2 separate regions of the Homo sapiens genome follow, and region 2 is linked to region 1. A link is an interaction called in ENCODE POLR2A ChIA-PET data of the cell type or tissue named here. Cell type or tissue: HCT116. All regions are shown on one strand. Each heading gives the region's core, and the rest is flanking DNA. Links, peaks and the distances in the headings are about the cores only.

Region 1 (4,398 bases), core at 174-4,173:
TTTATTTCTGACAGAGTGTTCCCTATATTGCCTGGCCAGGAGTGATAACATTGCTTGGCTATTATTAATAAAACATTGCTGTGGCTGGGCGCAGTGGCTCACACCTGTAATCCTGGCACTTTGGGAGGCTGAGGCAGGAGGATCACTTAACTCCAGGAGTTTGACAGCAGCCTGGGCAACATAGCAAGATCCCATCTCTCTAAAAAATTTTAAAATTAGCTGGGTGTGGTGGCAGACACCTGTAGTCCCAGCTCCTCAGGAAGCTGAGGTGGGAGGATCACTTGAGCCCAAGCAGGTTGAGGCTGCAGCGTGCTGTGACTGTGCCACTGCACTCCAGCCTGCGCAACACACTGAGAGAGACTCTGTCTCAAAAAAATACATCAAATAAAAATTAAAAGCCCATTTCTTTCTTTTGGTACATTACAGCCATGCACTTCAAAGGCTAGCACAATTATTTTTCTGCAGTTCTATATTTAGATTCTAGTTAGAAGTAACCTAGGACCTTCATGTTAGAGGTGTCTTTGGCAAAACTGTTATGTGAGTGAAACGTTTAATCAATTGAGGATAAAGATGCCTCATTGCTAATGAAGATGTGGTTTAAGGATTTTATGCACCCAGTTCATTTATTAACAACTTGTTTAAGCTTTATTAGCTGGGTCTCTACTTTATAACTGTGTTCTTTAATTTACAAGACAATAAAAATTAAAATGGTAAATGGGAAACCTATCTTGCTTTTCAATAAATAATTTATTTTAATAACTTCGTGGGCATGGTGGCCAAAACATTTTAGCTGTGAAAATAATTTCAATTCATATTTTTTTGGAATCAATATTAAAAGGTGATATATTCTCAAATGAAAAGTGGACAAATGATCAGTTATAGGACATGATTAAGAAACTAACCATGAGCCACGTGCAGTGGCTCATGCCTGTAATCCCAGCACTCTGGGAGGCCGCGGTGAGCGGATTGCTTGAGCCCAGGAGTTCAAGACCAGGCTGGGCAACATGGCAAAAACCCGGCTCTACTAAAAATGCAAAAAAAAAAAAAAAAAAAAAAATTTAGCTGGGTTTTGGTGGCTTATGCCTGCAGTCCCAGCTACTCGGGAGGCTGACTCGGGAGGCTGAGGCACAAGAATCATTTGAACCCAGGAGGCAGAGGTTGCAATGAGCTGAGAATACACCACTGCACTCCAGCCTGGGCAACAGAGAGAGAGAGACTCAGTCTCAAAAAACAAACAAACAAACAAACAAACCGCTGCCCTGTGCTTGGAGAGATCTGTTTACCTTTACCACTAAAGACTGTTGGAAGTAAATTTTAGAAGGTTTATAATACCTAAAAGTAATCACTTCTGTCTTATGAAAGGTTCTGCTGAGATTTTTCTATTGTGGCCACTAGTGGCAATATTCCAGAAGTCATATTTAAAGAATATCTTTAGTGGATTCAGCAGTTTTTCAAATATGTACTTTTATCTCTCCAACATTCATGATTGCAATTTTTCAAATTAACCTCATGATATAAACAACTGTACTCTATGATGCCTCATAGTACAGAAACTGGAGGCAGAAAGAGAAGTTGAATGTCTAAGAATCGGTAATTCTAAAACTCAACATAGACCATTCAGCATTAGTGGTTCTAACAATCCCACTGCAAAATGAGTTGATAATGTGTAACACTTTAGTGAACTAAAGCATAAAGAACCATGGTCTCCTAATGCAGCAAATTAAAACACATGATAGCTACAATTAATGAAGTACATAGTCCTGGCTGGGCACTATGGTACGTCCTTTACATAGATTATCTCTTAAATTATTAACCCCGTTTTAGAGATGAGAACATTCGGGCTCAGGAAGGTTATGTAAGTTATATAAAAATCACAAAATAAGAGACAGAGCTAAGATTTGAATCCAAGTGTGACCAGGTTCATATCAAGCTTCCATTTTTGAATTTATATTAGAGGTCAATAACTCACCTTTGTCCTTTTAAAATAATTTTTGGCTCTGTGACCTACACAGGCAAGCTGTTATTTACAAACAACCCACACATCTAGATGGTCACTGTCTCACCGCCCACTTTTACCATCAGGACTCCTAGTGAGCTGTCAAGGGGAATGCTATAATTTTGGAGGTTCTAAATCTGAGGGCTTAAGAAAGAAAGAAATTGTAAAAAGCAGGCATTACTCAGGGGCATAGATTGTCAGGCAGATCTGTCATGCTTATAGGTAACCTCCCAGGGCCAAAAATATATGTGCCCAAACTGCCTAAATATTTCCTGTCACTTCATAATACTGCCTGAAATCCTGCCAAATTAGAACTTCATTTGTGTTGCTTGTCAATTTTTAACGCATAAGCAAATCACCTGGAGATCTTGTTAAAATGCAAATTCTGATTAGGTTAGGTCTGGGTCTGCATGTCTGATATGCTTCCAGAGGGCACTGATGCTGCTGGTCCATGGACCACACTTAAAGAAGCAAAAAAGATGTCTGATATTTACTCTCTGGCTGCCTAGGAGTGCTTCTCATTTAAGTGAGATCTCTTTGTGCATCATAATGGGAGGGATGAGCTGAAAAGCAGCAAATTAAGAGTGAGTTAAGTGTCTACCTCACTTCCCTACTATCTGTAACAAGCAGGTTTGGGCACTGTGGTCAACCAGAAAATTCTTTCCAGGACCACAACCCTTGAGATTATGTTGCAAAGATGCAAGGACAACTTAGAAATAATTTCCAGCACTGGTGGCACTGGATGTCTGTCAGTGGTGCTGGTGGCAGGGTCCTATTCAGACTGTGGTTTACCTGCCTGGCCCGTTTGGTTATGGGCCATTTTCTGAGTACCATGGAGCATCGCCCAGCTGACAAGGGCTTGTACTCCACCCTTGGTGCGCAGAAGGGAAGCTTGGCTGCTACTAAGTTTGGTGCAAAGTAATTGTGGTTTTGCCATTAATATTTGATACAGTGAGTCCCTACTTTCCTCAGGTGAAACTAGAACTTAAGGGGACACGCTCAAGTTCTCATTATACAGTACTAAGTTTCAAAAATCAGCAATTTTATCAAACACATGCTCTACAGCAGTGGTCGGCAAACTTTTTCTGTAAGGGGCCAGAGAGTAAATGTTTTAGAGTTTCTGGGCCACATATGGTTTCTGTTCCAGCTATAAACTCTGCCACTGTAGGGCAAAAGCAACCCTCCACAATACATACATGAATAGGTGTGTTCCAAAAAAACTTTATTTGTGGACCCTGAAATTTGAATTTCATAAACTTTTCATGTGTCATGAAATATTCTTTTGATTTTTTCCCAACCTTTTAAAGATGTAACAACCATTTTTAGCCTGTAGGCCATATAGAAACAGGCAGTGGGCTGGGTTTGCTGACCCTTGCTCTGAAGCAATGATATCTCGATCCAATTTATACCCACAAATTTTTCTCCTTGAAACCATGCATTTAATTCTCATCTCTTCTTACCATGACAATAAGAAGTTATTCTATATAACAAAGAGATTGTACCCACCCAAGCCAGCATTTAGATCATGTCATTTGCTTCCTCAAAATTTTGGTCTTTATAAAAATCAATTAAAGCACCTTAAAAGGTAAGCAGTGATGAAATATTTGAAATAATTGGCTAATTAAACATCACCTAAATAGAAACTGTGATAAGAACCACAAATGCGAAAAGGAATCATGTAGTAACTAATGTGGAGGATATCTTGGTTTAGAGATTTGATGAACACGAGTTTTGATTTAAAAAAATTTGTGCAATACTCACTGCTTTGGTGGGGAGCTTGCTATGCAAGTTGGTAGAAAAATTTATCCTAAAGTCACAGTTCTCTACCACTCTGGATTTTCTCGAGCTAACTACCATTCCAAACTATTTTAGGCACAGTTACTAGTTTCAAGAATCAGGCAAATTGCCCTGGTATTAGCACTGTTCTTTCTGTGGTCACAAGTCAAACTACTGTGGTGAATAAAATTAGATGATTTCTTTAGTCTTTCCTTTTTCAGCCCCTGTAGTCAATTTCCAGTGCTCCATTCAAAGAAAAACCAAAAATGTCCAGAATATAACCTTATTTTAAAACTTGTTAACCACTGATTTCACTTGTTAACCAAATTTTTTTTTTTTTTTTTTTGAGAATGAATCTCACTCTGTCACCAGGCTGGAGTGCAGTGGCATGATCTTGGTTCACTGCAACCTCCGCCTCCTGGGTACTGGTTCAAGCAATTCTCCTGCCTCAGTCTCCCGAGTAGCTGGGATTACAGGTGTGCACCCCCACACCCAGCTAATTTTTTTGTACTTTTAGTAGAGATGGGGTTTCACCATGTTGGCCGGGCTAGTCTTAAACTCCTGACCTCGTGATCCGCCCGCCTCGGCCTCCCAAAGTGCTGGGATTGCAGGCATGAACCACTGCG
Region 2 (4,398 bases), core at 185-4,184, 130 kb before region 1:
ACCTGGAATTCACACCATAATTGGGGTGTCTTTAGGCTGAAATGGAGACAACAGAAGGTGAGGTGGCTTGGACTCAGGTGGCATTGGTAAAGGAAATGAAACGCATGCAAATTTCACAGACAAAAGAGTAGCTTTGCCACCTCTCATTTTGGCTGGGCTGCTCTGAGGTGCTGCATCTTTTATAGTGTCTAGGCTCTCATCCTTAATGACATTTTCATATTCTCCATCCCCCATCCCCCACCGCCTCTCCAGTAAGGACTTTTTGACAAGCTGCACTTCCCTGCTTTAGTAATTGGTGATAAGATTTGTCCTGTAGAACATATACATAGAGGATTGTTCACTCTCCTCCTTTTATGAAATAATTTTTAGAAATTGAGCTGTTAAAGGTTGTGTTTGCACATGTTTTTTGGAACAAGAACTTTAATTAAAGGATCAAAAAGCCCAAGCTCTTGCTTTTGAATAACTGAAGCCAGTGTCTATAATTTCTTGTATCTAAAATCTGTAGAAACTAGTTGTGTGATTTCAGGGGTGCATGGGGCCCCTTGGGTGTCTGAACAGAAGGGGGTGGGAGGCAGAGCCGCACCTCTGCACTCTTGCTCTGCTGGTGTAGTGGGCAGCTGCCCACCCCCACCCCACCCTGCACTGCAGGCTCTGGAGTCAGCAGATTAAGCATTTTATAAATTATATTCTAAGTATATATTTTAAACTTGTCAAAAAGATAAATCTAGCTTATTTTACCTTTAACTTGTAAAGAAAGTTTGCCTTCTTGAGTTCTCTTTGTCATGGGCAGTAGGAGTAGCTCGCCTGAGTATCATCAGTGAAGGGAAACCCACACATCTTGGTGAGCAACGAGAAATCACCATGTTAAGATTCCAGGGATTTTCTTCTCTGGTCATTGTTGTAGCCAGTGTCTTCATGGAAGACCTATTTTCGTTTCATTACCATATTTGATGCCTAAGCATTTAATAATCAGTTTATGACTACTAAACTTTTGAGGATCTTAGAATTTAACTGGCTCTAGAAAGTGGCAGAGAAACCTACACATGATTCCATGTCCTAACCCATAAGACGTGAGTGATACATGCTGAGGAGGGAAGGTGAGTCACTCCCCCTGTTAGTCTGAGGGAATGTGTATGAGTCATTTTGTGCTTCTTTTTTTCTTTATTTTATTTTTAGCATAATAAAGTACCAAACCAAGAGTTGTCTGGTTTTTGTTTTGGAGAGTGAGGGCTGCTGGTGAGGGTAGATTTCTGAACTACCCCAGAGAACGTAGTCAGGAACCTCCCAGCAGGATGAGAGAGGAGCCATCAGCTGGAAGGAGAGGGGAAAGGATCAGGAGAGGTAAGGGAACTAGGATTGCTTAACATGCAAAGGGTAAAGTAGAACCAAAGAGAATTTTTGTGCCCCAACAGGAGCAGGAAAATCTGAGAGGATGCCAACCAACTTCTAAGATTATTTTATTGATTCAGAGAAAATGCAAATTTCAACCACAGCTAAACAATAAAAAGGGAAACTTTTCATTTAGAACCAATAGTTATCATGAGTTGATTAAAAACATGAGCTGGCCTAAAGGTGGTATCCTAAACTTCTGGAGTGTGGAAAGTGATTGTTAAATTGCCTTAATTCTCTACCTAACATTTTTCTACAATGCAAGCATCTAAGAAAAGACTGAAAAAGTGGTGAACCAGATATTTGAAAAGTCAGCTTTCACCCAAATATGAGAAAATTTTTAAATGTCAGGTGGGCAATGATGTTGGTCTTGCTCCTCCAGGGTGTTTGTCTTGCAGGGACACTGTTGGGGTGCAGGTGGTCATGAGGACACCGACCTGCTCTATGAAATCAATTTCCAAAGCTTGAGCTCACTTCCAAAAACACTTCTCAAGCATGATGATAACCAACTATTGATTTATCCTGAGGGAATAATCTTTCTACAAGCTTTTATGTTCACTGTGTTGGCTTGTGGTAGCTAGTGAAAACTGGGTGATTTCCTCCCTTAATCTAGAGGTTGACCATTTAGAAACACAACAGAAGAGACTTCCAAAATGAATAAATATCTCCTGCTGTTTGAAAAGTGAACCTTCTAACAGATGAAGAAACTGCCCAGGCAGGTATTCTGAGTCACTGTGTGATTCTGGACATGCCACTCAACCTTTCTCCAGGCTTAAGTGAAGTTAATGTTTTTCCTCCCACTGACTCACGATGGTGCCTTGGGGACAGAAGAAATGAATGTTAGAAAGTCCAGTGCAAATTTCTAAAATGCCACAGGAAAAATCAGGTAAAAAACACTTTTTTGTGAAATGTAGCTGCTGTGTAAAAGACACGTGGCACACAGCCTTCCTGGCTCAGGGACAAAAATATTCATCTTTCTATAATTCAAAACCAAAAGTGGAACAACACCATGGAAGGTTTTAAGAAGGGAAGCAGAGTGTCCTTTTTAGACCAATGAGGTGAGTCATGTTCTTTTCTGATGTCTCTGGGAAAGATGTGATCAACATAAAGATGTTTTATTGCCAATGCCTAGGTAAAGCAATCTCAGTATTCATGTCTCAGAAACATGTCTTCAGATGCAGTTTCACCTCTCTGAAAATGAGCTCTCCTATGGGAAGGTTTGGTTACTAGTATAATTACAGGCTTCTGAGGGTGCCCTGGCTGTGTCTTTTGTCCATTCCCAACTGTTGCTCCTTCTTTAAAATATACATATGTCATGCCTCTGCCTGAACTCTTGACAGTACTGACTAGAATGCCTTTTCCTACTAGTGGACCACATGCATAAAATAGTTTCACAACACATGGTTGTTGGAAGGGCCATCTCTGATGCAGCATATATACCAGCACTTAATGTTAGCATCTCTCACCACTTAGTGAACAAATTTAGTCATAAGTCAGGCTGGGATTCTAATTTTTTTTATTATTTATTTATTTATTTTACAGGCAGGGTCTCTGTTGCCCAGGCTGGAGTGCAGTGCAGTGGCATGATCATAGCTCACTGTAACCTTGAGCTCCTGGGTTCAAATGATCCTTCTGCCTCAGCCTCCAGAGTAGCTGGGACTACAGGCATGTGCCACCATGCTGGCTAATTTCTTTTAAACATTTTTTGTAGAGACAGGGTCTCACTATATTGTCCAGGCTGGTCTCGAACTTCGGCCTCAAGTGATCATCCCGCCTCAGCCTCCCAAAGCACTAGGATTACAGATGTGAGCCACCGTGCCTACCCCAGGCTGGGATTTTAAAGACAGGCAGGCAAGGGCCTTTGTTAGAAGGAAATTGTCCAAAATTTCAGCAAGCAAACATGTGTTTTTTCTTGATGAGGACACCATACAACACACATCTCCACTAGTGCAAGACACTTGGAAATGGGCTTTACCAGCGATATGTCCAGAAGAGGTGAGGCGCTAAGACAGCTAGTTTACTGGCCTCAGTATTTCTCTTGCTCACTAGCAAGAGAAATAGGTCAACATTTCAGAATCACATAGAATTCTGAGGAATCCATGAGGTACAGAGACTCATGCCCACGTCACCCTCTAAAGTTCAAAGGATATGCCTTTACACATGGGAAGATGCTATGCAGTGACTATTAGAAAAGGTTAGAAAAATTTAAAAGGGTTTTTTGTTTTCTGTTTTTTTGTTTGGTTGATTTTTCGGACTCACCAAAGTAGCCACTAGACCATCAAGTTTGAGAGACACAACTTCATAAAACACAAATGTCTGTAATCCCAGCACGTTGAGAAGCCAAGGTGGATGGATCACTTAAGCATAGGAGTTTAAGACCAGCCTGGGCAACATAGTGAGACCCTCATCTCTACAAAAAATACAAAAAAAAGTTTGCCAACTATGGTGGCACATGCCTGTGATCCCAGCTGCTTGAGAGGCTGAAGTGAGAAGATCACTTGAGCCTGGGAGGTTGAGACTGCAGCAAACTATGATTATGCCACTATATCCCAGCCTGGATGACAGAGCAAGACCTTATCTCAAAAAAGAAAAAAAAAGAAGAAAAAAGAAAACACAAATGCCTGTTTCTGTATTAAGATACTCTTCTATTACCATGAAAAGCTTGGAGGGGCCAGGTGCGGTGGCTCATGCCTGTAATCCCAGCACTTTGGAAGTCTGAGGCGGGTGGATCACGAGGTCAGTAGTTCAAGACCAGCCTGGCCAAGATGGTGAAACCCCGTCTCTACTAAAAATACAATAATTAGCTGGACTCGGTGGTAGGCACCTGTAGTCCCAGCTACTCAGGAGGCTGAGGCAGGAGAATTACTTGAACTGGGGAGGCAGAGGTTGCAGTGAACCGAGATCGCGCCACTGCACTCCAGCCTGGGCGACAGAGCAAGACTCTGTCTCAAAAAAAAAAAAAAAAAAAAAAAAAAACAAAAAAGAAAAGCTTGGAGAACCAGAAATTTA

The links. Peaks named below come from ENCODE experiments on the same cell type or tissue, not always from the same donor. Only the 100,000 strongest peaks of a DNase experiment are listed, where the experiment ranks them.
Region 2: POLR2A ChIA-PET joins it to region 1 with 6 read pairs; 4 of 35 experiments call an interaction of 5 or more read pairs at or near these places.

The regions. Positions count from the first base shown.
Region 1 is chr13:30,563,245-30,567,642 of GRCh38, forward strand. It overlaps a transcript of HMGB1 not described here. Among named protein-coding and RNA genes, the nearest start is that of USPL1, 52 kb to the right of the region's middle. In HCT116, for the core only: no CTCF peak of the experiment used is centred there; no DNase peak of the experiment used is centred there.
Region 2 is chr13:30,429,314-30,433,711 of GRCh38, forward strand. UBE2L5 (ubiquitin conjugating enzyme E2 L5) reads left to right here. Exons shown (of 4, transcript NM_001355247.2): 4 at 1-445. Among named protein-coding and RNA genes, the nearest start is that of UBE2L5, 9.0 kb to the left of the region's middle. In HCT116, for the core only: no CTCF peak of the experiment used is centred there; DNase peaks (open chromatin) are centred at 1,088 and 2,158; H3K4me3 peaks cover 2,667 bases; H3K27ac peaks cover 3,200 bases.